4 separate regions of the Mus musculus genome follow, and regions 2, 3 and 4 are each linked to region 1. The links are chromatin loops, found by intact Hi-C in ENCODE. Cell type or tissue: left cerebral cortex. All regions are shown on one strand. Each heading gives the region's core, and the rest is flanking DNA. Links, peaks and the distances in the headings are about the cores only. Region 1 holds the start of C1qc (complement component 1, q subcomponent, C chain). Region 2 overlaps Zbtb40 (zinc finger and BTB domain containing 40). Region 3 has its middle 31 kb from the start of Wnt4. Region 4 overlaps Wnt4 (wingless-type MMTV integration site family, member 4).

Region 1 (7,838 bases), core at 1-5,000:
CAAGGGGCTCTTTCAGGTGTTAGCAGGGGGCACCGTGCTTCAGCTGCGACGAGGGGACGAGGTGTGGATCGAAAAGGACCCCGCAAAGGGTCGCATTTACCAGGGCACTGAAGCCGACAGCATCTTCAGCGGATTCCTCATTTTCCCCTCGGCCTGAGCTGGGGATCTGCCCCTGCATCCTGCCATCTCCTGCGCTCCCTGTTGTGGACCACGCCCCCCCCTCCGTCCTGCACCCCTCCCCTCCGCACTCTGCAAAGTGAAGGGGCTGGGGCTTTAGCACCCTGGGGGAGGGGCTGTCTCGGAGGGAGGGCACTGAGGACTGATGTTTCTGCACACTGCCCAGTGGTTTCTTTAAGCACTTTCTGGAATAAACGATCCCCGTCTGTGTCTGTGACTTTCCGTGCAGTGGCTGGCTGTTCTGGGCACTGAGCAGGAAAGGGGCATAAAAGTGGCCATCGCTGCTGGGCGGTGGTGATGCACGCCTTTAATCCCAGCACTTGGGAGGCAGAGACAGGTGAATTTCTGAGTTCGAGACCAGCCTGGTCTACAAAGTGAGTTCCAGGACAGCCAGGGCTATACAGAGAAACCCCGTCTCAAAAAAAAAAAAAAAGTGGCCATCGCTGACTGCTTGGCTGACTGGGAAAGCAGTGTTAGTTAGCACTGTACACAATGGTTGCGGAGGGCATATCAACCAGGCTCCAGATGTCAGCCCCTGCTAGCTGCCAGATCACACCACATGACCTCAGTTTCCAAATCTGCTAAGTGGTGCCAGTAATGGAAGTTTGGAGAGGGGAGGGGGCTGCCGTGGCCAGGGCGTGAAAGCTGGAGACAGGGGTCTGTTGTTCTGTGTTGGTCAGTCTTGTTGAGCAAGCTCCTAAGTGAGAATTCTAACCATACTTCCCAGATGACTAAGGAGCAGGGGGCATCAAGCCCCAGGTCAGTACCTCAGGCAAGGAGCTGCAGTTGAAATCAGGCTAGCTGACCAATACCCTCCCAGTCTTCCCAGTTATCCTTGGACAAAACCACACAGGTGCTTCTGCAGCCTAGCTCAGAGAGGGCAAACAAGTGGCTCTCTCGGACACCCAGCAGTCTTTCCCAGAGCTGAATTTCCTGAGCGGTTGGTTTCCAGGAAGACATGGAGAGTGGATTGCTGTCACCTGACTGCTTAGCAGCCCTGGGGGTGGGGTGGGGACAACTGAGGATCTTGGGTGCTCAAGTGCATTCCCACAATCCCAGGCTCAAACACAATCACACATGGAGATATACACACACAGTTTCACAGCAATCACACATACACTGTCTCCTGCTCACATACACACTACCCTTGAGACTTACCATGATCCCATGTGGGCTGAGGCTCACCCATTCCTCACCAGAACATGGGCTCAGGGACTTCCTCTCAGAACACTATGTACAGCCTTGGAGGTACACACTAGTCACGTCTCCAAACACACGCATGCATCCAGGCACATGGGCGCACACACATGCACACACAGACATGCACAGTTGTAATGGATGTGCACATTTCCACATGCACAGAATACGAAAGCCTGTGTTTCCTCCCACACTAACCCCCATGTGCTCACAGCTCAGTCGGGGACTATTCCCCCCTCCTGTTCACTGGCTGGTGCACCTGGTCTCAGAGTCATCCCTGACATGGCCTGCAGGTACATTTGGACACACATCATCATGCCCTGTGACTGCAGCCGAGAGCCTCTGGGGTCAGGAGGAGGTGAGACACTCCAGGGAGATTAGACCCCCCTCAACTCCAAGCCACCACATGATCCTCAGAGTTCCTTCTTGGCTTCTTCTTGATCCCTCAGCCCCCCCTCCCCCCATGCCTGAATGCACACCTCCACAGGCTGGGAAAGACTTTGACTTTGGGGACCCCGTGTACTGGCTTTCAAAACAAAGTGTAAAACAGCCACTGAGGCTCCCTGACATAAGGCACCCTGCTGGAAGGTGGGGGATCTACAGCTAAGCCAGGCTGTCTGGCCTCAAAGTGGAGAGCTCCTGTCACTTTGTGGGGTCATGCCTGACCCAGTAAGTGGAGAGTGTGGAACCTTTCCTTAACCTACATTCCAGACACTCTGAAAACCCGCAATTCCTCTGAACCTGGAAGCTGAGCCTGGCAGAATGGTGGGCGTGGTGGAGAAGGCTGAGCACGGACCGAGCCTGACACCTGCTGGAAGAGCCAGGCCAGGCACAGAGGCGCCCAAGACCGAAGAGCAAGGGATTCATCACTACCACCTCACAATACAGAGCCCACCACGCTCGGCTCCTCCCAGTCCCTCACCCTTACCTTAGCCACATAGCATATCCTGGGCTACAAGTGGAGGGACAGTCAGGAGGACTGAAAGAGCAAGACCCTGTGGGCTGCTCAACTAGGTATCCTGAATTGCTAGTGTGGGTCAGGATGTAGCATATGCAGGGTGTAGAGAGCCTGGCTTAGATGTAGCTCCCTCCCCAATGCCCTACACAGGACCCCAGCCCAACCCCAAATCCAGGTAATGAGAGCATTAAGTTGGGCTATCCTACTGCCCCAATCTGCCTTCATCCCATAAATTCCACTTGAGGAAAGAGTCAGGAAGAGGCCTGGCCTGACCACTGCAAGTTCCAGGACCAGAGACAAGGTGGGGGCAGGATGAAGGGGGTAGAAAAACCATCAAGGTGGTGGGGGCCTAGCAAAAGAAGAGGTAGTGCCAATCAGGTCTCTGGAATTCCTACATCCAGTGGGGAGATCAGTCTGCGGGGCAGTGACTGCGTCTCCTGGTCAGGGAGAGACCAGCAAGAAGGAAAAGCAGAGGCTCTGTCTCTGATGCACCCATGCCAAGCAAGCTCACCCTGGCACCCTTCCCTGAGCCTGACAACTGGAATGGGTACATGGATGTTTCTAGACTAAGGCCCACCACTTGACAATTTCATGCGAGGCTTGTTTCTGGAAAGCTGCTGAACACAGGGGTCACCCAGCAACTGCACAGTGTGTGACTTAGGGCAAGCCTCAGTTTCCTCTTCTGGAAGAGGGGCTGTAACTTCATCTCAGGGAGATAGAAGGCCATTGATTCTCAAGCACGGAGGATGCCATAGAATGATCACCCTGCCCCTAGGGACAGCTGTGCCCTGGGTTCAGGTCTACACCACACACACACACACACACACACACACACACCCTGGTGTTCTCAGGATGAAGGGACGGCAGACACTTCCTCATTTTGGCACACATGACCTAGGGCCAGGGAAGGAAGGGGTGGGTAGAGATATCACTGTGGTCAGCCTGGATCAGAACCTAAAAGAAAGTGTCAAGTCAGGGAAAATTTCTGGAAAGGGGATGTAGGGTTAGGGTGCTGTGGGGGAGGGGGCTCTCCCTGCTCTGGGCGGTTCTTCTCTCACAGCTCTGAAACAGTATGTTCCTGTCTGGGAGAACAGGACGTCTCTGTGATTAGGCCTGAAGTCCCTTACACCCTCAGGTGAGGCTGGGACCCTGCTGCAGTGCGAGCGAGTTGTGGTTTCCCCTCAGGTACCCTCCTGAACCATAGGACTAGGGGTGTCTTTGTTTGCTGGGATAGGCCTTCTCTAAGGCTTGGACCTTAGAAGAGACCCACTACCTATCTGTCCATCATCCATCCAGCCATCTGTGGTTGGATGTGGACTCCCCAGGATGAAGGGCTACGGAAGGGGACGGGGCAATGAGGAGAGGGAGGGAGAATTCAGTACCAGTTCCTCCATCTCACCCCCGCCCCTCCTCAGGATGGTCGTTGGACCCAGTTGCCAGCCTCCATGTGGACTTTGCCTGCTGCTGCTGTTTCTTCTGGCCCTACCACTCAGGAGCCAGGCCAGCGCTGGCTGCTATGGGATCCCAGGGATGCCAGGCATGCCGGGGGCCCCTGGGAAGGACGGGCATGATGGACTCCAGGGGCCCAAGGGAGAGCCAGGTAAGTCTGCTTGCCTGGATGGAGGCTGGCCTTGGGGCGGGAAGCGCAGAGCCCTCTCTTTCTGCAGGTCCTCAGAGTTCAGACTTTAGCCTCCAGACTGACTCTGGTGACCTTGCAGCATGCTGCCCTCATTTGCCTTATCCTGTAGAAGGGAATAAAGAGGAGCCTCTGTCCCTGCAGGCAGGTGACAGCCTGTTCATTCTACAGATGGATGCTTAGGGAAGGTGGCCCACACTGCCGGGGCACCTATGGGAGGGTCAAAACCAAGCCAAGTCCACCACCTCCCTCTTTATCAGCTTACACAACTTTTTTTTTAACCCCACAGTGCCTTAGTTTGCACGTCTGTGAAATGGGTGCTGCAATCCCTGTTTCTCAGGTTGTCACAGCTTTGAACACGTTTACATAGATGACAAAATTAAGCACCTAGCAGGTGTGATGGTCTCTGTCAATCAGGATGCAAGGGGCAGGGTGGTCAGGACCACACCCAGGGTGTTCTCACGAGTGTCATGGTGTGAAGGGCAGGCCAAGGAAAGGAGTGGGCTGCTAGGGTTAGGGAAGAGAGGAGGGCAGGTGTTGTGGCCCTTTATGAGTGTGGGTGCTTTCCCTGGGAGATCAGTGGAGTCTGGGCATGAGGGAGGGTAAGTAGGGCTGAGCAGAACTCGTGGGGACTTCGGGGACAGAGGGATGAGACAGGGGGCTAATGGAAAGCGCCCTAAAAAAAAAAAGAATGTCCATACTGGCCTCTTTCCTCCCAGCCACCAAATGAAATCTTGCGACCCTGGAAGGAATTACTCACTAGAGGGGAGCCGGTGAGCCCCCCTGGGCTGCACTTTACGGGACCCTGTACATAGGCTGGCAGAGGAGCTTTCTGAGGTCCCCCGGCCACCAGGTTTGGCTCTGAGCATTCTGCATAGGTTCACCTCCCAGAGCTGATAAACCCTTAGATCCATGACTTGCTTCTACTTTGCAAATGTCAAAACTGGGGTCCAGAGAGATCAAGCAATTGACTGGCTCAGAGCCACACAGTGACTGTTGCTCTGCTGCCCCTCACTGTCACTATCCTGCCCTGTCCCCATGAGGAGGCTGAGATAGCCCTGCTCAGTCATCGCCAGCCCCTGACACCACAGCATACTGCTTCCCATGTGCCTAACCTGTGCTCAGCCTTCAGAACAAGCAGAGGCTCATAGAAGGAAACCACCAGCCCGCGGTCACACAGCCTGAGATCTGTTGGGTCCTGAACCCACCCTCTCTTCTTGTTTCTTTCTCTTTGTTTTAGCTTTGGTTTCATTGACACACGGTTTCAGTAGCAGTCTCAAAACCTCAGTGACTGTCCCGCCTCAGTGAACCTCTCCTGAGTGAGAGGAGGCTCTGACTCCAGACTATCTAGCCTGAGCGTAAAAGGTCCACAAGCTGTTGAGAATGTCACAAGACAAATCTTCACGGATTTCTCACACAGAGGGGACAGGCAGGGGTGGTCCAGGAGGGCTTCCTGGAAGAGGAAACTGGAGTTATATATCAAAAAATAAGTAGAGTCCTTAAAGGGGAAGGAGAAAGATCATCAGGCAGAGGCAAAATTCGACCCTCCCACCTCAGATTCCAAAGTGAGACAGGGATAGACCAAGCACAGGACTTACAGCAGAGTCCCTTCCCCCGTCCTGTCCCCTCCACCTGGGCAGAGCTATCTGGAAAGTATGGGCTACAGGTCATTGCCGGACCCACTCAGGGTCCCTCTTCCTGCCTTCTGCCCTATCATGTCCTTCCTGTCTGCTCTCTCTCCAGGAATCCCAGCCGTCCCTGGGACCCGAGGACCCAAGGGTCAGAAGGGCGAGCCTGGCATGCCTGGCCACCGTGGGAAAAATGGCCCCAGGGGGACCTCAGGGTTGCCAGGGGACCCAGGCCCCAGGGGGCCTCCGGGGGAGCCAGGTGTGGAGGGCCGATACAAACAGAAGCACCAGTCGGTATTCACAGTCACCCGGCAGACCACCCAGTACCCAGAGGCCAACGCCCTCGTCAGGTTCAACTCTGTGGTCACCAACCCTCAGGGGCATTACAACCCAAGCACAGGGAAGTTCACCTGTGAAGTGCCGGGCCTCTACTACTTCGTCTACTACACATCGCATACGGCCAACCTGTGCGTGCACCTGAACCTCAACCTTGCCAGGGTGGCCAGCTTCTGCGACCACATGTTCAACAGCAAGCAGGTCAGCTCCGGAGGAGTCCTCCTGCGGCTCCAGAGGGGCGATGAGGTGTGGCTATCAGTCAATGACTACAATGGCATGGTGGGCATAGAGGGCTCCAACAGCGTCTTCTCTGGTTTCCTACTGTTTCCCGACTAGAACGGCAGGCTGCTTCCAGCCCCCAGCCACCCACCTCGCTCCCTCTGCTTTCCCCATCCTCACTCAGACCTCTTCCTCCAGGAAGTCCACCCTGGTTCCTGATCCATCGGCCCTGTATCTCCTCAGAGTTTCTCTGGGAACCACCTAATGGTATTATTCCTGTGGCCATTTATCAATACCTTATGAGACTATTTTTTTGTTCAGGTGGTGAGATAGAGAAATAAATAGATCACTAAATACGCCTGGCACGGGTTTCTCACTTGAAGACCTCGAACTTGAAGTGTGTAGTTTTGCATCTGTGGGTGTTCGTGCCGAGTGAAGGGATGATTTGGAGTGAATTAATGACTGCTGAAATGAGCAAGTTAAGGACTAAAAACAGAAGAAATGAATGAGCCAATAGAAACCGGTAGCAGCTAGTGTGCGAGTCCGTCTCCTGTGTCCAGGTGTTTAATATTCACACTCATGTTCTGAGATGAATGTGGATTCGTGGACAGCAGAGAGAGGCACCCCACATGTCTGATGCACAGCTTCCAGGCACCCCAAGAGGCTGTCCAAAACATGGCTGTTTGTACAAGCTGTGAGGCTTGGGCTGCGATTCCTGATGGCAGGAACTGGCCACCGCAGCCTTCAGAGGACTAGGGAGGCCTACCGTGGGTACCTGCTGGCAGAAAACCCAAAGTGCGGCTGTCAGGTGAGAGGGCGGCTCAGTGGTAACGAGCACGTGCTGGTCTTGCAGAGGACTGGGGTTTAGGCCCCAGCACCCCAGTCAGGCAGCTTACAATGAGCAGCCTGTGACTCCAGGCGATCTGATGTCCTTTTCCAGACTCCACAGGCACCTGCCCTTGCTATGGAGTGCCCCCCCCCCACACACAATTAAAAATGAAACTTAAAAAAAAAATCATGAAGTGTAACTGTCTGGGGCAGAGCGGTATGAAAGAGGTCCCCTCAGTCTGGGAGAACCAGTCCTATCCAGCTGGGATCTCACCCTGTCACATGAGGCTTATGGAGTTCAGTGGCAGAGTATAGCAGCTTAGTGTGTATCCCTGACATCAGTCAATCAATCAACCAACCAACCAACCAATCAATCAATCAATCAATTGCCTCTAGTTCAGGTGAATGAGTGTTGTGTGTCCAGTTTGGTCTTTTCATTCTGCAAGAGGTCATTTTATCCTCTCCGTCCCTGCATTCTACAGGACCCACCCACACAACTTGGACAATGTCCTTCTACCAAGATCACCTCCTCCATGAAGCCTGACCTGACTCCCCCATGAGTCCCCACAGCACCTTTCATAGACTTGGAACTCAAACTCAGGACTCTGTAGAGCTCAGTTTCCGAGTCTGGTTGTATATAGAGTCAACCTAAAGACTGACTTAAAACAGAACTAGGAGCCGGGCGTGGTGGCGCACGCCTTTAATCCCAGCACTTGGGAGGCAGAGGCAGGCGAATTTCTGAGTTCGAGGCCAGCCTGGTCTACAGAGTGAGTTCCAGGACAGCCAGGGTTACACAGAGAAACCCTGTCTCGAAAAACCAAAAAAAAAAAAAAAAAAAAAAAAAAAAAAACAGAACTAG
Region 2 (7,946 bases), core at 1,826-6,825, 84 kb before region 1:
GTTCCTGACACACAGTCTGGTAATTGATGGCTCGTGGAATCCGGTTGGAAGTGCAATTAGATGGATGTTGGTTCCTACTGCTCGGAGAGAAGGGCTTGCATCTAGCTTGCTTTTCTAGAAGCCCAAAGAGAGGAGTGGGTTATCACAGTATTTGCCCATCAGGCCGGGCTCCCTGTCACCTGGTGTGGCTGGTTACCTACAGAGGGGATGCCCTGATTTGACACTCACCTTTAAGCCACCTGCTCTCAGAGATAAGCCCACACCTTCCTGCCAAGTGCAGCTCGCAGAAGCATGTGCAGAGAGGGAGGGTCTCTTCTGATCATGGCGGAGATGCATCGCCACCATGCCTTGGCGGGCTCACAGGGAGACAGGCGGTAGCAGCTTAAACCGCAGCAGTGTTCAAGGCCTGCTGCCCTTTGGCCTCAGCTTGGCACAAGACAGCACTGGTGAGTTTCTATTCCAGTGATGGCCAGCCTCTCCCAGTCAGCCCCACCCTCCTCATTGCATATGCAAATCGTTTGAACTCATCAGCTAGGGAATCTCCCCTTTCTAAAAGTAAATGTTTTTCAAAGCAAGTCAGCCTCAGAAGCCAAACACTGACCAGAAGATGGTGCTCGAGCACCGAGACTTCGCCTCCCTGTTTCTTCACTGCGGCCCTAGCCTGCTGGCTTTCAGACCGCGCCTGCCAGCCGACCAGGGGAGCTCTCGATCTGTAAGTGGAGAGGTGGTTCCTCAGTCCATCGTCCAGGCTTCTGTCAGGAACAGCACCTCACAAGCTGTGGAGGACTTAGGAACTGTAGTGTCACCAACAAAGTCTTTTCCCAGCAAAAGGCAAACCTCACAGAGGTCCTGAGAGAGAAAGTCTCTAAATACAAAGAGCTGTAAGGTAGAAACCTGAGTGTCTGAGAAACACAGTCTCGTTTTCCTGGAACCTGGGTGGTGTGCTACCTACCTTCAGTCACCAGACCGTAGTTGGCTGCAGAAAGCCTTAGGGCAGGTTGGCTGGCTGCCCATCCTTGGATGCCCAGCTCTGTAATGCACACTGCTGGAGGCACAGCAGTGCTGGGTCTGGAGTATGGAGAATTCCTGTCCTCAATGAGCTCTGTGCTGGTGACTCGCGGCCTCTGCCCCAGCTGCCTGACTTTTTACAGTGGCTCTGAAGAAGGTGAAAAATCTCCATCTGCTGCCCCAGAGACCTGCCATGTGGGCCTCCGTGGTCCACATTGCTTTTGCAATGGAACTGTGGCTCCATTTGCTTCAACCTCATGAATACTACCTGCCTAGCCCGTGGGCAGGAGCTAGAGGAGCCTCCAGGTCCCTTGGAATTTGTGTATTTAAGCAACGGGGCCCCAGTCTTCCCTAAGGCTCCTGACCCAGCCACCAAAGAGGGGAAGGCGATGCCAAGCTGGAGTCTGGTTGGCCCGTCGCTGGTGTATGGACTGAGCAGGTGAGATTTGCTGTCCACATGCATGAGCAGAGCCGAGGCGAGCGTGGCAGATAAAGGTCTTTCTCAGCTGTTTTATCAGGATGGGCTCTACTGTCTTCTAAGCTGTGTGTCAGAAAAGCTTTGAGTTCTGTCAGCATCCAAGCCTGCTGTACTGTAAGTTCTGGGCCTGTGTGTTGTACTGGCCATTCTACAGAAGCCTCCAGCCCATGCTGACCACAGGAGATACCTCAGCCTTGTCCCTAGTGCCTGAGCACTGATGGTTAGGACCGAGATGAGGGACAGATGCCAAATGAGGGGGAAAGATCTCTGTCGTCCTGAGGATGGAAGGGTGTGCCTTTAAATTTCTTGTGCCTGAGAACCTGTACTGACAAAGGATGGAGACCCTGACGGCCCCACTTAGAGTGGGCAGTGCTTGCCAGGAACAGAAGTGTTTCTTCTGGAACTAGAAAGTTGGCCAGGGGTGGAGATGGCATTGGTTTGTTCTAGTCAGCTCTCCCACCCCAGCTTTGTTCTTCCGGGTCCCGTCTGTCCCAGCAGACACTTGGAAGAAATTGAGAGTAAGAGACTTAGGGCTGAGGGAGTCAAAGGAGGTTCATAGTTTTGTTGCTGTGGAAACCTTGGGGCACTGAGGACTTATACTAAAACTCAGAAACTCAAACCTACTCCAGTCTAACTGGGCCTATAAAGAAGAGGAGAGTGTGAGTTCTTTGGGGACTGTGTTGTTGAGGAAATCGTTCCTTGAGCAATTTTACATTGCCTCCAAATTGTGAAGCTGGCCGCGGTTTCCCTGCCCAAGGCCGCCGCTGCTCGTTTCCACCCAGGGCCAGGACAGCCAGCCCCGTGAGATGTGAAAACTGATTGCAAACTAGAGCTGCTCGACATGCACTGTGGAGAGAAATAAAGTCTGTACTTAGGAAGCAACTGTGGCTTGTGTGTTTCAGGAGACTGGTGGTGATGAGTCTTCCAAAGGAGCCCGGGTCACATTACAGAGCACTCTGTCCACCTGAGTTGTCCTTCAGTGTCCTACCTGGGGCTCTGGGGACACCTGCTCAGCTCCCTTCTGGCAGTAAGAAGGGAGATGGTGGCTACTCTTAGGGCTAGGGAACAAGTTAAAGTCCACATTTACTCAGTACACTCCAGAAGGTTTACACACAAGCCAGCCTCCTGTGTTCTCTGATAGAAGGAGAATTCCCCCTCTCAACTCCCCCTCAACACCCCACGACATCCACCACTTTTCATTTATGTACTGAATGTCAGTGGCCCCTAAAGCACCAAGTGTGCAGCATCTCTGACACTAAGAAAGCAGAGTCAAAGATGTCACATTGCTGGCAGACGACAAGGAGGAGAAGAGATGCTAGGAGGACCAGAGTTCAGGGGAAGCCTGTTGCACTTGCAAGCTGAGCCCCAAGGCTGGGAAGGCAGGATCTGGGGAGGCTCTGCACTCACTCGTAGAACAGTCTTGGGTCCAAACATGGATGTATCCAGAACCTACTGTTCTTCACCCTTCTGTCCAAGAGAGGTGTCGCAGAAGCCGGAGGGCTCCAGGTCTCATCTGGGGCCTGAGGGTCTGTGCTCTGTGGAATCTAACGGAAGCATGTCCTTGGGCCCTGCTGGAAGGGGAATATGGAGAGGGCTGGCCTGGGATGGTTTGAGCAAAGGTAGAAATTGGGCTGAGGGATCCCTGGTGAGCTAACAGTCTTCTCCATGGATGAGGGTCGCTGTCTGAGAGGCAGAGCAACACAGACGGAAGGGAAGGAAGGGGGAGCTTTCCCACCCCTGCTGAGAAAGTCACCTTGGACAAGCCTTTCCTAAGAGTGATGTGGAAAGTTATTAACATTTTTAAGTACCTGACAGTGCAGAGGCTTCCTAAATGGTTGCTGTTAATGTTTATGATAGGTTCAAGGAGCCCAGGAGATGAGCCAGGCCCAGGAAGGATTAGAGAGGAGCAAGGCTGAGAACGGAGCCTCTAAGCTGTCCTGCAGTGAGGCCACAGCCTTCCTAGGACAAACAGGCTCCTAGAGCCCTCAGCAGCACAGCCATGTAAAGGCATGAGACCAAGTCTAGTGAGCATGGTTACGCTCCTACATCCTCAGTCTGGTTCACTGTCTCAATCTCTGTGAGCCTATGAGCATGGATATGTTTGGGTGGAAAAAGGAACAGTAGCCTAGTGTGATGACATGAGCCTTATGATCCCAGCCTTCCTGAGCAAGAAACATGTAGATTGTAAGTTCAAAGCCAGCCTCGGCCACAGAGCAAGTTGACAATCAGCCTTGGCTACTTGGCAAGACCCGGGGGTGGGGGCTCAAACAAAACAAAACAAAACAGGCTAAGGTAGCACTCTGAGCAGCTCTGAGTTCAAAGCCAGCCAGGTACTTAGACCTTGTCTCAAAACACATGCACACACAAGGAAATGGGAGAAAGTAAGTACTGGGGGCGCTCTTCTCCACTATGGCTTGGATTTCTGAGAAGAGGCATCCAGGATGTGTGTAAGGACTTCCCTTTCCTCTGTGTCTATGCTCCATGCTCCCTGCCAAGTGCTATCAGAGCATAGATCCCATGTCAACTATGTCTCCTCTACAGAACTGACCATGCACAGTGTACTCACTGGGTGCTCAGGTGGTGCTTGCTGCTGTTGATGGGTCCCAGCCCAGGCACATTGCGCTGAGCAGGAATAGGGCTTGTCCCTCACGACCTGTGGGAGCTGTTGCCCACGGGTGGCAGCATATACTATAATCCCACCCATTCTTCCTGCACGTCTGCAGCTTGGCAGGACAGAGACTGGCACTGTCCTAGGGTGAGTGCTGCTGGAATCCTACAGAGGTGGGGCTTGCCCAACTCTCCTCTCCAGCTGCTACACAATGGCAACCCCTGGTAGCAGAAGTTAGATTTTGCTGCAGTTCTTGTGCAGTTCCATCCCCCATTGGATTCTGAGCCTTGAAGAGGAGGCCAAGCTGTTCCTCTGGAGAAGTGGGGAGGACTAGGCTAGGAACAAAGGGGACCCAGCACTCTGGTTGCTGCCTTTCCCCGACTCTGCTTCACATCTCTGGCAAGGCTGCTCCCTTAGATACCTATGGGAGAGCCTGTGGGAACTTCCTTTCTTTGCCCTCTGAGATGAGATTAGCAGAAGGCTGAGCAAGCTAGCCTGAGCTCCCCAGCTGCCCTGATCAAACACCATGCCTGCCGCTCTTCTCGCACCAGGTTCCCCCAGCGCAGGCCAGGGACAGCTGATCAAACACATCCAGACAAGGTCAGTCCAGGGACCCGCGGGCCTTTCCAGGAGAGATTTCACAGTCCTGGCATCAGGAGGGTCTGATAAAAATGGACGGGGTAAAAGGGACCCCAGAGACTGGGGAGGGAGGGACAGCAACTTTACGCCCTGTGAAGGATGGAAGTGCCTGATCCAGGTAGGGTTAGGACGGAAGCCAGCTTTGCAAGACCAGCATTTGGGGCTGCCTCAGAGCCCAGGGACTGCAACTGAGGAACAAGATGGCTGTGGCATGTAGAGGAGGAAAGTTGTCAAGTGACACACTTAGGAGCTTGGGAGCATGACATTATTAGGTTGTTACAGGGTGACCTCAGGCCTCTCACTGTGACCCCTTCAAGGGCAAAGATGGCATTGACCTTGCTCAAGTACACACACGCAAGCATCTAGGCAGTTAGCCTGGCCCTCCAGGTGTCCGACTGCATAGACCTGTTAGAGCAGGGGCCCTGGGAATGACTGATCTCACCCACACCACATGCAGTGGACATTTGGGGATGAGGCTGGAAAGATACATGGCTTCCGTACCTGGGGAACTCGGACACAAGTTCAAGAATGCCGTGCCAGTCTAGACTAAAGCTGAGAGCTACAGATGCGACACAATTTTCATCTGTTTTATTTGTCTTGGGGAGGTGCTTTTTTTCTCTTAGAAATATTCTCATAATTGTTTTGGGGGTGCTTGTCATGCAAGCCTGAATTTGTGAGTTCAGATCCTCAGACTCAGGTCATCCCAGTGCCAGGGAGATGGGAACAGCATCCTGGGCTTGATAGCCACATAGTGTGCAGCCAACCAGTGAGCTTCAGGTTCAGTGGGTACCACTGTCTCAATAATAAAAGGTGGAGACGTGGTTAAGACACCAACATTGACCCTTGACCTTCACGTGTGCACAAATGTGTGTGCATGCGCGCATACACACACACAACACACACATTCTCATCATTAGCAATTGGCGTTAAGTGCTTCCCACACAGTGGACACTGACCGGACCCTTTAAGATTCTGAGTCCATAAAATGACAGTACCCGCAGTGGTGCGGATGCTGGTGCTCCGGGGTGACTGATGAGGAAGTCAGAGCAATCACAGTAGCAGTGAGCTCGGCTGGAGATCATTCATAACCCTGCTGTGTTTCTTGCTTTCTGCCTGGTTATCCAGGTAAGTGGCAGAGTCTGGCTGCAGGGCTACTGGCCAGTGACCTGTCCCTGTTTTAGATCCCTGAACCCTCTGTACCTTCACTAGACACCTACCAGCTCAGTCAGGGCTTCTTCTAGAATGCAGCAAGCCACAGAGCCTGCTAGAAATCCATGTGGGTGTCTGAGCCCAGTATAGTATGTGACACACTGTGGGACTCCCTTGACCCAAAAACTTACGGGGAAGGTTCATGGCTTCTCTGGCTTCTCATCTCAGCTGGGGCCCCTAAAGCAAAATGTTTCCCATGGCAACATCCATCCTACCAGAGTGTCAGATCTAAAGAAGATACTAGGATGCCTTGGAGCAGAGCCCAGCTTTTGAATTGCTTAGCTCTGTGTTCAAGTCCCTGTCCTGCTCTTTGTTAGCTGTCACTTTAAATGTGCTGTCCTATCCTGGTCTTGTCTGTAAGATGAAGTAATGAACACTCTTATAATAGCAGATAGACATATATAAAAGGCTCTGGTATAGTTGCTGGTGGCCATCAGTGCTCAATGACCATAGTAACCAGTCACATGAGTTGGGCACAGAAACTCCATGGGATGCTTCTAACCCTCAGGTAAGCTGGACTGTGGAGAAGGAGGGGAAAAAAACAAAAAACAGTCCCAGAGAGTAAGGCCTGGTCCCAGCTGTGACTCTCCCAACTTGTCTGGGGCCAGGCACATGGCTGGTGCTCTGGAAATTTCTGTAGTGTGTATATGGAGATAGCAGAGACCACTGGGCAAATACCTCGGGCCAGCCCTCCTCTGGCCTCTACCTCTTACACGGGCAGAATGGGTCACCTGACTTATACATTGACCCTGTTTCTGTCCCAGCCAGAAGACTCAAGGCTTTGTGGTGGGTTGAGCTGAGCAGGAGAGGGTAGAAAAGGCTCAGCCCAACAAGGGCACCCTCAGTTGTGGATGAGTGGGACAAACGTCTCCAGTGTCTCACGGGGCCTCACTGCCCAGTAGCACTCTGGGGTTTCAGTCGGTTCACACAGGTGTGTGCTTTTGATCTTTAACAATATTGAAATTCAGAATCCTGCTGCTTTCCCCTCTGCAGTCAAAAGATACAGAGAGCGACCTCAGCCTCGTTCTCAAGCTTCCTCAGCTGGGTGGACTCAGGCTGCCATTTCCCTGAACCCCCACACCCCCATCATCCTGTCCCTGCCGTCTCTCCTGGTCCCCTATACTTCAGGGCACTTCTGGTGGCTGATTCGTTGATTCTGGTGTCAGTGCTCCTGGGGTTGGAAGGACATGGATTTGTTTTGCTGGTGCAGATGTTGAAGTTTCAAGGAAGCAGATCACTATGTCACGTGAGAAGGCAGTAGCAGACCTGCAGTCAGGACAGCTGGCATTAAGTTTGCTTCCCAAGGAAAAGCGACGGCATGCATAGCAACAGGGTATAGTGACAGGGACACCATTTGGTCACTTCCACTGTGAGTATCCCCAGTGCAGGCATCACATCTGTGTTCAGGTCCCTGGATCAGCAGTGTCCCGTGGGGCTTCATGACAATGGGAACAGTCTACCATGTCATTCAATATGGAAATCACTAGGCCCACGTGGTCGATAGTACTTGAAACGTGGTACAATGGAGGGACCTGATTTTAATTCCGTCTTAGCATCAGATGCAGCTAGTGACTGTCACTGGACAGCATAGAACCAGACAGAGGCTTGGCATGACAAGTGGCTGAGCCCAGCTCTGTCATCTAGTCCCCAAACCTGTGACAGCCCCACTGGGTGCCCAGGTCAGGAAGGAAAGGCACCTGATGTGGGTGGTACCGGCTGAATGGGTGACATCAGTTCAGCTGTGATCTTCAGAAGACACTGTCAGCAGAAGGCTGTCCCCTGCCCGGGGGTCCTGGAAAAAGCACCCCCCAGCTCAGCCTTCACGGTCTCCTTCATCCAGAGGGATCAAATGGACACTCAGAATACTGAAAGGAGCTTGTTCAAGGTCACTCCCCTTTCAGGGTGATGCTGGTGTGAATACGGAATCCCATATGCTCTATCCTATTTAACCCCAGTGGTGGACCAGGGCTAAAGAGAAATGAAAAGGGGCCAAGGAGGCGGCCG
Region 3 (7,946 bases), core at 1,342-6,341, 410 kb before region 1:
ATCACACCGATGTCTGTAACAGCCTGTGAAGTGGATAATCCTCACTGACAGAGGGCCTCCTGCCCGCCGCCAGAGTCAGAGCATAGTAGGTCTGTCTGATTTGGAACCTGCGGGTTTGGCGAGTATTCTGTAGAAGTGAAATCTGTGTGACTAATCGTACGGCTGAAAACTGTATCCTTAGCATCTCAGCAGTGGCCAGGGCCAGCCAACAAAGCATTGGAACAGGGAAGGTATGGGAAAGGTGCTTTAGGGCTAGCACAAGAGTAAGGCCCCCTTTCTCTTCATGACTCAGAGCAGAGGTTCTCAACCTGTAGATCGCAAGCCCCTTGACAGACCTCTATATCCAAAAGTATGATTCATAACAGCACAATTATAGTTATGAAATCGCAACACATCGTTTTATGGGTGGGGCTCACCACAACATAAGGAATATAAAGTGTCAAAGCATTAGGAAGGTTGAGAGCCACTGGCTTAGCGTGTTGAGGGCTGAGGGTGTGGCTAAGTGGGAAGCAGTCACCTGGCTTTCCCAAGGCCCTGGGTTTGATTCTCAGCACTGGGGAAAAGGGGAAAGACGAGTTTCCAGTTTTTCAGTATCTTGAAGTGACTTTGTGTGTAGTGGTGTAGCCATGCAACTCTAGTTCTTGGGAGGCTGGGCCTCGGTGAGTACCCAAGGATGGAGATTTGGTTCTAAAAACCTGTCTCCATCCCTTTCTAAATTTGTTTGTTCTGAATTAAGATGACAGACAGGAGAATGGAGCTGCATCTTTCCTAACAGAGGAACTCAAACTTTGTTTGGGTTTGCGTGACCCTGTCTCATCCCTGAGGAGAAGGGCAGGGAGCTAGTGAGAGTAAAGTTAGACAATTTGACGTCGTGGTGCTGTGCAGATTGCATACCGAGGCTTAGGGCCTAAGTTTGGCTCTGCTGCTCCCTTGGTCTCTGACTCAAGGCAGATAAACATTTTCCTGTGTGAGATGGAAGTAGCTGTGCTTTGCTGAGAGTAGAGAATTGCTTTATGTCAGGACGTGAAGGGGGTGGGCACCACTGCCACGTAGGGTCAGAGGAGTCTGTCGGCTCCTGCCCTCGGGCTGCGCGGGAGGGAGCGTTCTCAGTTCCTGCCTCTTTCTGTCTCCACTTACTTCTGAAGGTGTGGGGAATATGCCTGAAGCTTTGGACTTACCCTGGAGCCCTGAGGTGGCCTTTGTGGAGCACTGAAGACTGTCCTGGTCTGGTGGAAGGGGATTTGGGGCTCGATTCTGAACGCTTCTGCAAGGATGCCCTCTCCTATTGACCGAGGGCATAGAGGTACTGGAGTTAGATCCAGCCTCCCACCTGCAGCAGAGTGGACAGTACCTGGTAATCCTTGCCCCCTACCTCACCCCGCCTGCCTTCCATGGGAACAGTGTAACTGGCAGCCGCCGAGTTTGCACTTAGTGCTTCTGCTGCTCAGGACTGTGCCTTGGCTGACAGCTTGAGCCCTGGTTGGGCTTTCTGCTACACAAGTTTTCTTTCTTTTTTCTTCTTTCTTTTTTTTCCCCCTGGTGTTCCCTTCCACTTCTCCCACTGCCCTGACAACACCACTGGAGGAAGCTCTGGGAGTTTAAGAGACCCAGGTTCTGTTTGGGGTATTTGCTTTGTGTGGTAGAACCCCATTACAGAAGCAAAAGCTAGCATGAAGTGACTCCTGTAGATCATGGTTCTTCAGTTTTGCTCTGCACTACTGCCTACTTACCCTGGGCAAATTGAGCAGTGTGCCCTGTGAGGCGCTGCCAGGAGATCTAAATACCATTGGTTCCGGTTGACACTACCTTCTTAATCCCTCCCGCCCCTCCCCCACACACATACCCAATTTTAATAGCTTGGGCTGTCCTGGAACTTACTATGTAGAGAAGGCTGGCCTTGAAATCACATAGATCCAGTTGTCTCTGTCTTCAGATCCTGGGATTACAGGTGAATATTACTCCCAACAACCTGAGCTGTCTCTGCTGGCTGTGGATAGATAACTTCAGAGGCTGCTACTTCCACTCCCAAGGAGTCATGTGCTGCCATGCTTGATTTATGCTGTGCTGGGAATCCAAGCCTGGTGCACACTAGGCAAGCAAATGCACTGTTAGCTAAGCTGTATCCCTAGTCCTTGCGTGCATGTGTTAGAGAAGGTTTTATATACAGGGTTCTCTTCAGTCCCTCAGTTTCTGAGAGGACAGCTTGAGTTTGACTAACGCTCACTGAGGGGCAGGACTAACCTGGGTCATACATCCTTGGATTTGGTTACAGCACAGCAGGCTCTCCCGAAGCAGGTTTTTGTTGAAGGTTCAGGCCTAAAGTCCTTGGAAGACTGAAGGTGAGGGGAGAGCTGTGCTCCCGATGTCTTGCTCTGGCCTGGCTTAAAGCCTTCTAGGATTGTCCCCACTGACACAGGGTGCTTCTGTCAGAGTGGGCAGAGCATATCTTCAGGAGAGGGAAAGATCAGGGGAGATGAACAGTAATCTGATCGTGTTTAGGTTTCACAGTAACTCTTAAGATCATGTAAAGCCAGGATCGCAAGATCATCCTCAGCCTGCCCCATTGGCTCTGGAGACTCTACAGCCTGTCTAAAAGTCCCAAGGCTGCTCTGGAGCGCTCAGGTGTTCCAGAGCTCCGTACATTAGTGAAGAAGCCCCTGAGCTATGCCTTTGGAAGTCCTTGCCCCTTCTTAGCCAGGAGGCTGTCTCTGTCACCATAAGTTCTCTCGGTGTGGAGATGATACCGCATGTAGTGTTTTGTGCCTGGCTTCTTGCACTTAGCGTGTTTTCAAGGGCTTTGTGTAGCCTCTTCATCTCCCCACTCACAAATTCAAGGCAAGCCCTGCTACTGAGCCCCAACCCCTGTCCCATTATTTATGTGTTTTGTGACTGTTGTGTTTTGCTTATTGATCCACGAGCCAGTGACACTCTGTCTGTTTCCATACTTTGGCTGTTATCCCTCCAGTGAACCCAAGTACACATTTTTCATATGGCCCTTTAACTTAACGGGGAGCTTGAGAGTGGGCCAATGTGTGCACATGTGTTTGGGGCTAGAGGAGGCTGGTGCCCTCTGCTTGACTGGTAACTGCCAGAGGGAACATCACCGTGTAGACCTGGAGGAAAACTGAAGCTGCTCTGAATCGGGAGCCTCAGTCTCTTCAGTAGCAATGGGGTTGCATGAGGGAGGTTTTGGCAGTGTGTTTTCTGTTGTCTAATACAGCCTAGAATGGCTTCCCAAAGATCAGATATCAGATACATATATTACCATTCATAGCTAGTAAATTTATAAAGTAGCTACAAAATAGTTTTATGGTGGTGGTGGTGGGGTTGGCTCACCACAACAGGAGGAACTCTGTTAAAAGGTTGCAGCGGTAGGATGGGTGAGATCCACTGCCCTGACTACAAAGGGCATCTGCCTGTTTTGCAGTGTTGGAAAGTAATGAAGATCAGAAATCACTCAGTACCCATGTTTGAATGACACCATGGCCCAAAGAAAATGGCTTTGAACTAGCTCTGTAATGATGGAGAACATCCACTAGGTGGCAGAAAAACAATAAGAAAAGGCTGGCAAAGGTTGTTGCCCAGGACTTAACAAGCACAGACTCCACAACCGAAAGAGCTCGCTGTCCACGGTCTTGTCACCTTTAACCTGTAGCCTTACTTCTAACTTTTGAGAAGCCCCACTCTGCCCCCAACCCAAGGGTCCTGTTTCCAGTTCTCAAACAGATTGCTTGCCCATCCCCTAGGCCCCAGTGAGCTCCGTTCTCGGGACTGTGTCCTTTCAGGTAACCTTCTGCAAGGGTCATCTTTTTCTAATTGAGTCATGATAAGTTTTTGATATTGACTGCCTTTGGGGAGCTTGTCGTCTGAAATAGCCTCTGTTGTAGACAGACTTAGGAATACTGGAATGTAGTTGGGGCCTTAGGAAGAATTGGTATATTTCAGGGCTGGTTGGATGTGCAAGTAGAACTCATGAGAGCTTGCATCAGGACCCTCAGATCAGAAAGCCTCCATGTTCTCTTGTGGTTCAAAGACAGTTGTGGAAGTAAGGAAAATGCTTAGCATTTTCTTGGCCACTTAGGATTTTCTAAACTTTGGTTTCTCTTAGTGGCCTTCTGTTCCCAAGGAGGGCAGATGTTTAATAGAGTGGAGGCTCCCTGGTTTGCAGAGGCCTATAGATAGAGGATAAGGAAAATAGCGGCAGGGCTAGATTGCTCCGTTTGTAGCTGGAGTCACATGGAGACACCCGTGGTCCCCTGAGGAGCAGCTGGATTAGAAGGACGCTATCCTACACTGCTGGGGCTCTGCTGTCAGGTGCGAGTGTCTGGGGATTGACAGAAGTAGACAGCTCTTGGCCCTTTTTGTGCCGTAGCAGGTCTGTTCCTGCTTGCTGTGGGCTGACACTGTGTGGTGTGTCTGTTGTCTTAGCAGGTGTTTGAGCCCTTCCTTGGCCCCCTTTTTGTGTGTGGCTGTATTAGAAGAATCATTCCCGGGTTTTTTGTGCAGGTTGAGCTAATGTGCAACTGAACATGTTGAGATCAGATGTTTGACAAGAAGAAAAAGGGGGAGGAGGGGACATCAGGAATGCAAAAGAAAACAGCAGGGGAAAGGCACATGTGGGCCGTGATGTCATCTGTTTGTAAAGCTGTCACGAGGCGCTGTCATGTTCATCTTTGCAAGGGCCGGTACAGCCGGTGGGACAGGTGTTTATTTTGCAAATAAGAAAACCGGCTTAGAGTTGAGCGTTACAAGACTTCGCAGGCTGAACCTGGGCTTGTAGGTTCTGCCCCATGCTCCCTCTGCTTATACGTGTGAATGATGCCTCTTTCCAGCCACTGAGGAAAGGTCAGGCCCAACCCTCCACGTCACAAAGTGTCCCAGATTCATCCTTTGCCTCTCTCATGGCCCCGTGCTCCCTTCACGAAGTCACTCGCCCTCGTGACAGGCCGTTGCCATTACTTGGTCATACTGAGGTAGAAGTGACTTGGGAGACAAAGCTGGCAGCTGTGGCTTTGGCTTCTGGGTTTGCCTCCCTCGTAATGATTTTCTCCTTAAAGGGAAGCCTTCCGTCCCACGGGGTTGAGACACTGGAAGCTAGGGAGGAGGGAGCATAGGGGAGGTTCAAAAACAGCATGAACCCAGGCAGTAGTGGCACATGCCTGTAATCTCAGCACTTGGGAGGCAGAGGCAGGTGGATTTCTGAGTTCGAGGCCAGCCTGGTCTACAGAGTGAGTTCCAGGACAATACAGAGAAACCCTGTCTCAAAAAAAAACAACAACACAAAAAAGCCTTTTAACCTCTTGGAGGTTTTGTTTCTTCATGCCTAAACGTTAGGCCCTGTGTTATAGGGCCGTTGAGAACTCGAGACATGTGTACAGGGAATGGTTGTCAGGCCATAGTTGTGGTGTGAGTGATCACCGCCTAGTTAGCCACCCTCTCTTGTGTGTTGCTAAGGGCTGGCCCTTGGTCGTCTCATGCTCTGCTGAGCTGGGAACAGGAGTCCAGCCCAGGCCTGGCTCTTGGGAAGCTAACCCCACGGGCCGTAGAATCCCATGAACGTGTACTTTCCCAGGAGAAGGGGGAGGATCTCTTTAAACTTGCAGGCTGCTGAGCCCTGGGACAAAGGGGAGACAAGCCCCAGGGCTGAGACAGTCATGTCTTTATTATCTCAGATGTCTCAGGCCTGTCCCCCCGCCTGGAGATATATGGCTGGGAAGGCTAGCTCCACGGCCTCGGCGTGATTCCAGGTCCTAGGAATGTCTGGCTGTTTTATAGCAAACAGAATCACGCACAACAGCCCAGCATCCAGGCCTCGCCACCCTATCGAGCCCACTCTCCCCGACAGCTTGTAAAACAGTGGGACCTACAGCAGTGACACAGGCTCCATGGGGTCCCAGGAGCTTGGCACTAGTGCACCCATCTGAGGTGAGGGGCGCCAGGCCAGCAGTGAAAAGCTTCCCTGGACCCAGGGACCACCTTTAAGGCCAGACCCTGCCAGCTCGATCCTCACTTGTGAGCTATAGGCTGCCCCGACTCTGGTCTGTTTCTCCCTCTTTGACCTCGTGGGGAGCAGCTGCAGGGAGCCACTGAGAGGCCTTGTTTATGGATGCACTTGGCACAGGATGAGGAGACCAGCCATAGTCCTTGAGTTCTAGTGTCCAGCTGCTCCCAGGTGCTGGGGAGCCTTCTATTCTGGGCCCCAAAGAAACAAGCCCACACTGTTGTGTTTGGCTGTGGCTTCAGGAACTTGGAGATGAGGAGGCCAGGAGACAGGATGGGTCAGATGGCCATTCAGGGCGTCATTTATAATAAAGTCATGGGGGCTGGCTTTCCAGGGAGGCCTTATGTTGGGACCAGGGGTCACAGACCAGGCCAAGGCTCTCTTCTGGGGCCCTGGAAGGGGAATTACGGGGTCCTGGGCTTTAGTGAGAGTGGTAAGAGGGTTCTTTTGTTCCGGAGGAGGAGGAGGGATCTAGAACAGCAGCTCTCAGCCTGTGGGTGGTGTGACAGCCTTGGGGGGGGGTGGTGTCGCATATCAGATAAACCTGCATATCAGATATTTACATTCTGATTCATAACAGTGGCAAAATTACAGTTACGAAGTAGCAATGAAAGTAATTTTATGGTTGGGGGTCACCACACCGTGAGTAGCTGTATTAAAGGGTCGCAGCATTAGGACGCACTGGTCTGTAACAGACACTGAACTCATCTGGGACAAACCAGAGCCCACTCTCATGCTTTCCCTTGTTGGCTCAGTCTGCTTTGCACCATTGGCAACCCCCCCCCCCCCCCCGCTTCCAGCCTCATGCCTCAGTTCATCTGATTGTTACTCAGTGCTCCTCTCTGTGGAATGGACACACCATATCCCCCTCTGAAAGATTGCATGGCTGGGAGCGGGTACAGTGCATAATAAGCATCGAAGTGCGTTGTGTCTCACTGTGGGCGCTTTCACCTTCAATGTGGGTATCCTTCCTACAGCTAGGAAGTTGTAGAGTTGGGGTTTGCTAACGCCAAAGCTCTTCCCCACTTGACAGCCCTAAGGGGAGTGACAGAGTAGCTGGTGGCCAGAGGGATAAACGGCCCAGAATGTTCACTTGGAAACTGTTATTGATTTGTTTCTGGTCACATTTGAAGCAGCAGCAGCAGCAGCAGCAGCTGTTTCTCCCTAGGTCCAGATCCTCCCCCTCCTCCGAAGCTCGATGAGGTTCAGACTCTTTCGAGGCAGGGTTTCTCTGTGTAGCCCTGGCTGTCCTGGAACTCACTCTGTAGACCAGGCTGGCCTCGAACTCAGAAATCCGCCTGCCTCTGCCTCCCGAGTGCTGGGATTAAAGGTGTGCGCCACCACCGCCCAGCCGGGGTTCAGACTCTTGAGAGCTAATTGGATGGGAGTCTCTTCTCCGCCTTCGCCTGGCATTCTTGCCAAACTAGGGTGAAAACGGGCATCTAAGCAGACTGAGAACCTGCAGTCACGTTCCGTTGACTAGCTCCCAGATTCTCCGAGGACACCGTTAGAGTCCGTGTGTGGTGCCACCATCGTTGTCCAGCTCTGCCCTTTGTCCTGACATGGAGGACAGTGCATGGCCTCTTGCGAAAGACGACAGGAGAGGGAACTACGTTCTGGATACCGACCTGCACTGTGGTTTGGTTCTTATAACAACCCTCAGCTGCTCCGAGTGGGAAGGCTGAGACTCACAGGAGCTAACCTATCTGAGGTCACCTGGCCAGGATGGGGCAGGAAGGGTGCACACCCAGATCTCTGCAGCTTTAGGCCCCAGGCTTCTCTTACCATGGGTCTGGGGCTCTCTCTTCTTGCTCCCTTCCGATGTGAATGACTGAGCTGCCCCCGCTCTGAGCCTCTTTTTGGAACAGCCTGACTTCATCCACAGCTCCACATCGTCACAGTCGCTTCTCTGCTCCATCTGCTGCAGCTCCATGGTGATGAGGAG
Region 4 (5,000 bases), core at 1-5,000, 390 kb before region 1:
AGGTGCCAAGACAAAGGTTGGCTCAAGCAAGCCCTTCCTGCAGCTTGAGTGAGTCAGAGAGCCCCGTCAACTTGGTGTCTCAGATGTGCCAGCTTCTTGCTCAGGAGGTAGAGAAGCAGCTAGCTGGCTTTCAGCATTCCCTGCATGGCAGGAACCTTCCAGTTCCATAGAACCTTCCAGTTCCATAGAACCTCGGCTCACCTGCATTTGGCTCTCATGTCATCGGTCTCAGCCGGGACTTCAAAAGCCTTGCAGAAACCTTTCTATAGTACCTAGTATTGGCAAGGTGAGAGCTCCAACTTTCTGTTCTGTTGCTCCTGTATTTATTGGGAGTGACAGTGTCGTCCCTGCCGGGCGCACATTCAGATCCTGCCACTCTCTAGTCCTGTGACCCTAGGCAAATGACATAACAGCTTCGGGCCTCCAATTCCTCACTTGTTACGTAGAAGCCTGATGCCAAGGGACGATGAGTTAGTGTTGTGTTTCTTACAGTCCTTAAAATAGTGCCTGGCCCACAGTCAATGCTGCAGGTGTGTGGGCTGCTTCCATTGTGCTGCAGTGGACTGTCTGGTCCCAAATAGACTGTGTGTTCCAGAGGACAAGAGCTGGCCACACAAGGTGTTCTGCAGACCTGTCACATGCACAAATGTCACATGCACAGGACCCAAGGCTAGATGCAAAGGTGAGCAGAGTACCCCAGGTTGAAGCCTGACTCTGCTCATCCTTTGAGGAACCTGGGACTGTCTCTTCTCTGAGCCCCAGTTTCTCCCTCTGGAAAATCAAGACCACTCCATCTTATATTCCTGGACCAGCTGCATTCAAGAGTGCTTTGTGATCACAGACCATTGTCTGACCTCCTCCTGCCCTCTACCTAGTGTGCTTAATTGTGCTGCCTCTGCTCCTGAAACATCTTCCATGTGCCTGGCCCTAGAAATATCATTTTCCCAGACACCCAGGGCCGCATACAGACCCTAGATGCCCAGAGTTACACACAGACCCCAGACACCCAGAGTTACACACAGATAGCCCATGTCCCTAGACCAACCCTCCTCACCTTGTGTCACCACCTTCCCAAAGACAGGGAGGGAGTCCAGTGTGGAACAGTTCCAGCGCCGGTTCCGGAACTGGTATTGGCACTCCTCGATGGCCAGCTGGGCACCACGGCGCACTGAGTCCATCACCTCAAGGTTCCGTTTGCACATCTGCACCTGCCTCTGGATCAGGCCTTTGAGTTTCTCGCACGTCTCCTCTTCGGAGATGCTGCCCACCGATGACAGCTTGGCCAGGTACCTGGGGGGCAGTGGTTGGATGTGATACACAGCTGCCCTGATGCCTGCTTTTCTCCTCCCACACCCAGGGTTCAGGGTGCTGCCTCATCCCTGGTCTTGTGTATAAGACTCATAGCTGATGAGAGGCAGAACTTTTGTTTTATTTGACTTTATAACCCTTTGCTAGATTCTGTGTGACTTAGAGATTGACAGTTTGGGCAAAGCAGCTGGGAACTGGGTTCACTCCAACAAAGCCTGCTGGGTGAGGGGCAGGCTGGGCCTCTCTGCCCCTGGAGATCATCTGTGTGGTTATTGAGAACACAGGTGCCTGGGTTTCACCTCAGATATGGTCAGTATGCCCTGTGCTTTGGCTCTATCTTGAGATGCAGCAGAGAGGCCACTAGCCTAGAGAATAATCTTGAAAAGGTATCTGTGATGTTTTCTACCAATTTCTAGAAGGCTCAGGCTAGGACATCCCTATCCACACAGTGGTCTTGGTGCCCAGAGAAGAGTCCTCTCCCCAAGCTCCCCGGCTGTAAAGTTGAGCCTAGCTTTCCTTAGCCATACTGGAGTCATGGCTTTTATCCCCAACGGCTGTTGTGATGACTGAACTTGGCAAGGTGTGCTAATGCACCTAGCCTGGCTGGGTAACATCGTAGGAGCTGTCCCTGGCAGCACCAATGGGCCAAAGGAGATGGGTAGTCCCAGAGCCAGACAGATCATCCTACCATGGCATCAATTCCTGGTCTCCCAGGACCCCTTCCAGCCCCCACTGCCTCTCTGTCAGGTCTGGCTTTTTGCAGGGGTTCTGGGAATCAAATTCAGGTTCTTATACTTTGCAACGTGCACTTTGCAGACAGAGCCATGTCTCTAGGCTCTGGGGTATGCATTCCCAGGCTAGCAGCACTGGCCAATCTGTGTAGGAACCTAGTTTTTTAGAATGGGGAAAGGTATGTTAATGGTCGGGAGAAGGGACCATCTGGAAATGGCAACCCTGGCTTCAGCCCTGCCTGCGTGTTCCTTGCTTCCTTTGCCACTTGAAGGGGGTAGGGGGGTCTCCTGCAGAACCACAGCCACAAAGTCACTTGTGGCCTGCAGGGGGCGCCAAGAGCTCAGCTACTGGCGGTGGGCCAGGACACTGTTCAGTGGCCACTGTGTCCTTCCTTGAAGGGTCAAGAAGTTGAACCTACCATTGGATATTTTGCTGTCTCCACTCAGGCTAGGGCTCACAGAAAAGGGTAGGACTCCCAATCCCTCTGAGACACAGGGGCATATATCTTGCCTAACCATGTTTAGACCTCTTTTCCTCCTTGTAAGCTAAGCAGGTCAGATATGGCTGGATTGGGCCTCTGTCAGCCTCCATTGAAGGGGGCATTCAGGGGCTGAAGTCTCCAGACAGAAGGAGCAGGTGGGGAGGTCTGGCCAATCCATTAGTCCATTGTGACACGTGGCAAGTCCCCTTCTACTTGGAGCTGGCTCTAGGCACAGTGAGTTAGCTCATGAGTCTTTGCAGCCTTTCCTACTATCAGAGTTCAAATTCTCCTTCTACTGGCAGAAGAGGGAGGGCCTGTTGGTCCCATGCCACCAGAAGAGAGAGATGGACTCGAGGAACTGAGCATTCCTCCCTCAGGCTCTGAATGTAACAGGGAGATCGGCCGGAACGACGGTGGCAGAGACACTGCCCGCCTGCCACAGCCGTGAGTCAACAGGACGGCATCCAGGAAGATGACGAGAAACTGCTTGTCACAGCACCCGTGCCTACCTCTCAGGCCTGCCTTTACTGGACGCAGCAGCTGCCCCTCCCATGTATGGGAGGCCTGGCCATCTCTGCTCCTGCTCTCTGAGACCCTAGGGGTTTGCCTGGCGGGTGCCAGAGCTGGCATAGGCTGGAGAGGGTTGGCAGCCCAGCCCTCAGTGGCCGTAGCCTGTTCTCATGCCACTTGCTTATCCTGGAGCCTGGCGTGTACCTGACCTCATTTCACAGATGAACAAAGCAAACCAAGCGCCCCCCCCCCCAGGCAAAACAACTTGTAAGTCCCAAAGCTATCTAGCAGCAAACAGTTCTTGGCTCTCAACTCCCCCCCCCCCCCCGTCTCTCTCTGGCTGGGGACTTGCCCCTTCACTGGACTCTGTCAGGCTGCGTCCCTTCAGGCCCCACACAGGGCATGGCACACAGAAGTTATTCAGGAATATTTGCAGTTCGATTAGGGGCTGATGGTGCAGAGGTCCTGATGTTTTCCCACCCCTATGGCAGAAGAGCAGAGATAAGAGAGGAAGATGGGGGTGGCTGGTCTCTGTGGTCCCTCCCACTGTTCTACGGTGGATCAACCTTTCCCCCAGAGACACGTGTGCCATTCACTGACCCGGGAGCTGGGTCGGGCTCAAATATCCACTGCACAGCCGTTTCTGGGAGAGCCCGAGCCAGGGCCTGATGGGTGTCGGCTGCCCCTGGGCTGGCTGTCTGAGGCTGACCATCCTTGCTTTCAGGGCCTGCCACGCTGCTCCTGTTTAGGCTCCTTCCTGCTATTGCCGAATACAGGTTTAGCAATTTGTCACCTGCTGCCCTGGCCACCCAGGACTCTGGCCATAGCCAGGCCGTTGATCAGGTTACCCCACCAGCCCAGGCTGCCCCTGCTACAGCCGCTGGCCAGCTTGTGCCCAGTTTCTAGAATGGGGCCTGTGGGTCCTGCAAGCTCCTCCCAGGAGGCCCTCCCCTCTGTGCCTTGAGCCTGCTAGGAGGCCGGAGGGCCCTGGCCCTGCCAGGGAGATCAGATCCTCTCAGCCACCTGCTGTTTTCATTAGAAACTAAAATTAGCTGGGCTTGTCCCAAGCTTTTCCAGGTTTGCTTGCCTTTTTAAACAAAATATACAAAATTGGAGAGGCTAATCCACACCTCCGTGGCTCCGCCCCGGTGTTCCCCTGGACTCCAGAGGAGAGGGGCTGGGTGAGAGAGGCCATGGTGGGGAGCCAAGCGGGTCAGTGGCACTGATCCTGGCCCTACTGCGTCCAGGTGGGGGCTGGGACACCAGCCCAGGCCTCTCTGCCCCCTCCCTTTGGCCTCCCTGCCTGCCCAGGCCACATTTAGAGACTCCTCAGGAGTAATTGTGCCCTCCGTACCAGAGAGGAAGGAGGCCAAGTTGGCAGAAGGGGGCACCCAAAGGAAACTGCGTAAGCCAACGCAGCCTTCAGCTAGTGAATCAGGGAGATAGAAGCGAGGGGCCACAGACTCCATCTTGGGCAGCGTTCTTAGGAAGCAGGGAGGGATGTGTGGCTCCCAAGGACCCTTGCTACACAACCAACCATTCAAACTGTCCACTATTTCTTTAAGCAGTTTGAGTGGTTGCTGTACTGAACACCACAGTGGCCTATCCTGGAGACCTTTGTCCCTCCTCTGGGCAGGCAGTATGGTCTGGGGGCAAGCGACCTGGGTTAGTCTCCTATCTCTGTGTCACTCAAAACAAATTAATGAACATCTTGGAAACTTGGCCTCAATGTGCTCATCTGTAAAATGGGGAGAGCAGTTGTTCTTACTGTAGGAGGTAGTCTCTCTTCTACAACCCTCTTTACCCTCTTTGCTCTGCACCTTCTGTTGTCCCCTGCAGCTGAACCTTGCGGGACTCTGTCCCTGTCTTTGTTTGGACCTTCTCTGTCCTCACAGAGCCAGGTCCTGGTCTTGTTCTGGGAGTGGTGGGTCACTTTGGTATGATTTTTTGTTTGTTTGTTTGTTTGTTT

Evidence for each region. Peaks named below come from ENCODE experiments on the same cell type or tissue, not always from the same donor. Only the 100,000 strongest peaks of a DNase experiment are listed, where the experiment ranks them.
Region 2: a loop joins it to region 1, with 4 times the contacts of the local background. A loop is called at or near these places in 17 of 42 quality-filtered maps.
Region 3: it touches region 1 in a loop (3-fold over the local background); 5 of 42 quality-filtered maps call a loop at or near these places.
Region 4: a loop joins it to region 1, with 2.1 times the contacts of the local background. A loop is called at or near these places in 6 of 42 quality-filtered maps.

The regions. Positions count from the first base shown.
Region 1 is chr4:136,888,473-136,896,310 of GRCm38, reverse strand. It overlaps C1qc (complement component 1, q subcomponent, C chain), which reads left to right and starts at 3,397. Exons shown (of 3, transcript NM_007574.2): 1 at 3,397-3,467; 2 at 3,748-3,932; 3 at 5,712-6,509. The coding sequence starts at 3,749. The coding sequence ends at 6,268. C1qa (complement component 1, q subcomponent, alpha polypeptide) reads left to right here. Exons shown (of 3, transcript NM_007572.2): 3 at 1-395. The coding sequence ends at 157. In left cerebral cortex, for the core only: CTCF peaks have their summits at 1,982 and 2,189 (motif pointing left); DNase peaks (open chromatin) are centred at 2,162 and 3,309; H3K27ac peaks cover 649 bases.
Region 2 is chr4:136,974,154-136,982,099 of GRCm38, reverse strand. It overlaps Zbtb40 (zinc finger and BTB domain containing 40), which reads left to right. Exons shown (of 19, transcript NM_198248.1): 19 at 1-2,368. Among named protein-coding and RNA genes, the nearest start is that of Epha8, 21 kb to the right of the region's middle. In left cerebral cortex, for the core only: no CTCF peak of the experiment used is centred there; no DNase peak of the experiment used is centred there.
Region 3 is chr4:137,304,221-137,312,166 of GRCm38, reverse strand. No RefSeq gene overlaps it. Among named protein-coding and RNA genes, the nearest start is that of Wnt4, 31 kb to the right of the region's middle. In left cerebral cortex, for the core only: a CTCF peak has its summit at 3,531 (motif pointing right); DNase peaks (open chromatin) are centred at 3,565 and 6,156.
Region 4 is chr4:137,285,404-137,290,403 of GRCm38, reverse strand. It overlaps Wnt4 (wingless-type MMTV integration site family, member 4), which reads right to left. Exons shown (of 5, transcript NM_009523.2): 2 at 1,055-1,290. Among named protein-coding and RNA genes, the nearest start is that of Wnt4, 10 kb to the right of the region's middle. In left cerebral cortex, for the core only: a CTCF peak has its summit at 2,368 (motif pointing right); DNase peaks (open chromatin) are centred at 18, 514, 2,483 and 2,887; H3K27ac peaks cover 248 bases.